Linked DNA regions of Mus musculus: region 2 is linked to region 1. The links are chromatin loops, found by intact Hi-C in ENCODE. Cell type or tissue: gastrocnemius. All regions are shown on one strand.

Region 1 (2,500 bases):
AGAAGCTTGGGAGTGATTTCTGCATGCATCCAAAATAAGGAAGTTTTTACTTTACTTGACAAGGAAATTAAAGGCAGTGAATAGATTATTCAGTGGACTGCTGATGTGGCCCAACGTCCTCCTGGCAGGTGCACTGTGCTCAAATATACATGATAATGCTTCAAATGTAAATAAGGTTAATGAATTTTAATATTCCTCGGGATCTTGTATGCACGCTCCCATTTGCATAGTGACTTATTTCGCAAGTCCCTTTGTAAATATTGCAATGAAATAAACATAAGAGAAGAACACAAAGAAGTGCATACAATTAACTCAGCAGACAGCCCTCCATGAAGGCCGATTGGATCATATCACAGGATCACAGGCATCAGGGGTGGAAGAGTCCCCTAAGCAGGCCAGCTGATCCTTCTTTATAGCGGGAATTATTTTTTTTAGGGGCTTTCAAAAAATTAGCTTGGATCAAATCAATGTGCTTCAGGTGACAGGGTTTGCCTTCAGAAAGACATTTGCAGAGTCTCTATTTGAAGAACTGTGGTCTGCAAGATGCGGTGTAAGGGATGAAGAAGGGAGGCCTCTACCAAACCCTCTGGGCATACACGTACACTATGAATGGGGTAGCTCCTGACTGGGCATCCTCACCAGGCCTTGAACTTATTCTAGAAAGCATCATAGCACAAATACTGTCTAGAATGTGTGTGTGTGTGTGTGTGTGTGTGTGTGTGTGTGTGTGTGGTGTGTGTGTGTGTTGAGGTGTTCTTTTGGACTTGTTCACTTGGAATCTTTAGCGTCCCCCATGTGTCATGTGTCAGTGGCTAGGTAGAGAGAGAACATTAAAACCATGTGGTACAGTTGATTTCAGTGGAATGTATACACTAAGGTTTTCATTTTTATGTATTTTTTTTAACTATGTGCCTCTATAACATTGGCTTGTAGGCAAGTTGCTGGGGGGGGGCATTTCCTTGATTTGTGATTGATGTCCACTGTGGATGATGTCATGCCTGGGCTGGCGGTCCTGGGTTCTTTAAAGCTGAGCAAGCCATGGAGGGCAAGCCATTAAGCGGCTTTCCCCTATGGCTTCTGTTTCCATCTCTGTCCTCTTTTCTCTTCATAAAGAACCATAATCTGTAAGATGCTTTTCCTCCCTGAGTCATGATGATATTGCGTTTGTTATGGCATTTATCACAGCAATAGAGAGCAAACTAGGACAGCGAATAAGAGGGAAGACCACACAGTTTCTAAATATTGCCTTGAAAGCAAGTCTGTTCGGTCAGCAGAGGGAGCTCCAATCAGGAAACACGAAGGAGGAAAAGAAATGAAGCCTGTACTTCAGAGGAGGCAGGGTTCCAGCAGGGGTCAGGAGTTCAGTTCGAGTTTTCTGAAGGAAAAACAAAATGAAAGCATTAGAAAGGAAAGAGATCAGAAAATTGCTGCAAGAGTAATAATAATAAATTTAAAATGGGAGGGAATTAGGTGGCATGATTAGCAGCTGTCACTACCTCGATCAGAAAAGCTGGTTAATTGCCCATGTAATACAGGTGCATAATTTCCTACCCATACACTTCACGGGGGACTCACAAATGAATTACATGCCACTTCCATTAGGTTGCTGACGATGTAAGTCCAAGCAATACCTTTGACTTAGAAGGAACTACAGTGATTAAAAACTAGCTTCATAAATGCATACAGAAGTGCTCTCTCTCTCTCTCTCTCTCTCTCTCTCTGTGTGTGTGTGTGTGTGTGTGTGTGTGTGTGTGTGTATGTGTTTCCAAGGCCTTGGATTGAAGGTAGGGGTTATGATTTGCTTCTTTGTTACAGAGATTTGAGAAGAAGGCCTGAGAGTTAAACTGCTTTGTCCTCAATTGATGGGCGTCACAACACAAACACCATGAAATTCATCATTCGATTTATTGCCTTATGCAGCTAAGTACCCCACATAAGTTCAAGAGTTTCTGCAAGCACCACACTCCTACTTGCCCAGTTTTCTTTCCCTCATTAACTCTGGCCTCTGACACTTGGTGGTAGCCAATGGTCCCCACAGAAATTCTGACGTTGTGGGACAGAGTCCAAGTGGAAAAAAGAAACTTGTGGGGATTTGCTGATCTCCTGTTCTTTTTTTGCTTATCAATCTTTAATGCCTGATGGATGTCAAATGCAAACAACATCAGTGACTACAAAACATGTTCTCTCTCTCTTTTAAGGCTAAGCATACTTGGCTATTCCTTTAAAATATTCTAGTCCTGAAAACTGGGATGTACCTTCTATCATACTTCAAGCATTCAGAAGCACCCCTCATTGTGGTGCTTGAAGGAAGTGGACCCTCTTTCCCCGTATATGATTTTTTTTAAAGTTGAAATTTGTTTTCTTCATATAATGTATTTTGATCATTTCCCCTCCCCTAACCCTTCCCAGATACCTACCCAACTTTATGTTCTTTCTCTCTATTTCAACAAACAAAAAATAAAAATTTAGAAGCAAAAATATAAACAAAACAAAAAACAAA
Region 2 (2,500 bases), 290 kb after region 1:
TCAAACTGTAGCTAGCGGAACGCCCCCCCCCACCCCATCCCGTTTCAAGTGGCATATCCATTGGGATCTGCTACTGGAGGATTTAACTTAGAATGGCTTACAAATCAGGATGCTAGTTGCTGCGCCCAGTGATTGTGTTACCTGTTAATTCTGAACGAAATTTGTGTGGTGTTTCCCTTCACTTGGCGACTCAACTGGCTTCCAGAGAGAAAGGTATGGCGGCAAAGTGTGGGTTTTCAAGAAGTGCACCCCAAAAGTCCGTGGGAATTTGGAAGTGTGGGGCTGGTGTAGCAACGACCCATCAGTGAGAACTGCGACATGGGCAGTCGCTGCTTGGAGCTTGGAGGTGCCGGGGCCACAGAGTAGCTGGTGTTAGAGTGGGATGGTGCCTCTTTAATATTTCAAGCAACAGAGTCGTACCTTCCATGTCTATTATTAATAAAAAAAAATAGCCTTGACCCCATGTTCAACTGTATATAATAAACTCACTGAGATTCCACAATGATGCTGATTTTCCATATGAGACCCCATTCTACCCAATCCCAGCTCCTCGGATCCTCCTTCTTTCCCGAATGTCCATCACATGTTTGTTCATTGTAGTGGCTTTGGAACTTGTGGTGTGAGGCATAGTATACTCCTTTCTTCAAACAGCTTTACCTGAGAATGTTCATTGCAATGAGTTGTTAGGCTAGTTTGAGGCCTCTGACTTCTGCCACAACAAAAATACTGGACCCTCATAAAGAATCTCCCATATCCTGCTGTTGCTCTGTGTCCTGTTGGGGGAACTTGTGGAAATGAATCTGCAGGGCTGGCCCCTTCACCCGCTCTGGCAACTCACAGATGGGGAAGATGGTGTGGGCCTACTCAAAGCCTTGGCCCTGTGCCTGAGTGGTAGTATCTGATCACCCTGTTAGATTTCCCTTTCCCACCAGAGCTGTCTCTCCAATTGGCTCTCCAATTTCCAGCCCTGCACTGCTGTGGTCATTGGGTCTGCTTTCCCATGTCCATGGCAGTAGAACCAGCTCTTCAAAATCGCCCAGCTGAGGGGCAGAGCAGCTCTCCCACAATATGTCATTGTTGGCGCCACCCTGTGGTAATCAGTGTGGGGGCAGAGCTAGCTCAGTGCACTCCTTGGAAATCAACATGATTTCAGGTACAGACCACAGATATCCTCAAAGCCTTCGGTGGTAGTATGGGCCCCAGACATCAACATAGACCCTGGCTACAGCAAGACCACAGACCCAGGCACGGCCCTTAGTTGCAATACAACTCAGATGTCAATACAGCCTCTGGTGCCTGCTCAGGCTCTTCACATAAGGCTGTTCCTCACTGCTCTCTAATCTCCAGTTCTGACTCTCTTCATAGCCTATTCTTTACAGCTACGGTTCTCTTCCTTTCCCATCACTCTGTCACTCTGCCTGGCTGTCAGTGTTCCAGTGCAGTCTTTAAAAAAATGTAACATTTACCGACTTCGTTCTTTGACAACTTCATGCATGTATAACGTAGTACTTTCTTTTGCTATAAATTCTCCCACCCTAAAATATCCCTGTTGCACTCCTCCCTAGAAGTCTCTCTCTCACTGTGCAGATTAGTGTTGTCAACTACAGTCACCGGGAAATATGGAAGCCTGTGCCACCCTCTGAGTCTCACCCATGAAAGGTTTTGCCTCCCATGGAGCTGAGGCACTGAAGTCCCTGACATTGCCATGACCCATGTCAACAACACATATCTGCTTATTTCGGGTTTCCTCTACTCCCCACAATACCATTTACATAGTTCAATTTTGATAAACGACTTTTTACTGCAAGTGGAAATGGGACCATGCTATACATTTATTAAGGCAAATTGGGACTGTAGCCACACATGCTATAAATTAATATTAGGAAAATTAGGCCTGAGAACCTACCTATCAGGCATGTTAGACAAAGGAAAGGGCTTAGCCCACAAGAGGCCTCTTTGCCTCTTTAACCCTTTGTAGTCACCACACACAAACACACACACACACACACACACACACACACACACACACACACACCGAGAGAGAGAGAGAGAGAGAGAGAGAGAGAGAGAGAGAGAGAGAGAGAGAGAGATTTACTGTGTGGTATATGATATTTAATCTAAGAGGGTATTTAGCAAGTTGTTTGCAATGAAACTATCCTGTCCTATAAATTTGTTATTCAATAAATCCTGACTTGAGAAATGACATAAATGTGTTTTCCTGTGTCCTATAGAGTGTGATCAGGAGATACAACAACAATGGGGAAGAACCTTCTCTCTCTGCCTCTTTTCACAGTAGTGACACCAAGCCAAGGGATATGCTACTAAAAGCAGTCAAATATTGAAGGCAGAGGAATGAACCAACTTACTAGGAGTCGTGTTCAGATTCGATTCTCCACGGTAAAGAGGAGGTGAGAGGTCCTAACTGGTCAAATGGAGGACCTAGAGGATCCTGACTGATGTTTTGCTCAAAGCCAAGGATCTGTGGTGCAGCACTTGGTAT

The links. A loop is a pair of places that touch in the nucleus more often than their neighbours do. Peaks named below come from ENCODE experiments on the same cell type or tissue, not always from the same donor. Only the 100,000 strongest peaks of a DNase experiment are listed, where the experiment ranks them.
Region 2: it touches region 1 in a loop (16-fold over the local background); 4 of 42 quality-filtered maps call a loop at or near these places.

Annotation. Positions count from the first base shown.
Region 1 is chr2:51,829,259-51,831,758 of GRCm38, reverse strand. No RefSeq gene overlaps it. Among named protein-coding and RNA genes, the nearest start is that of Gm13490, 98 kb to the right of the region's middle. In gastrocnemius, a CTCF peak has its summit at 1,273 (motif pointing right); a DNase peak (open chromatin) is centred at 1,310; H3K4me3 peaks cover 239 bases; H3K27ac peaks cover 289 bases.
Region 2 is chr2:51,541,025-51,543,524 of GRCm38, reverse strand. No RefSeq gene overlaps it. Among named protein-coding and RNA genes, the nearest start is that of Gm13491, 68 kb to the left of the region's middle. In gastrocnemius, a CTCF peak has its summit at 1,089 (motif pointing left); a DNase peak (open chromatin) is centred at 1,086.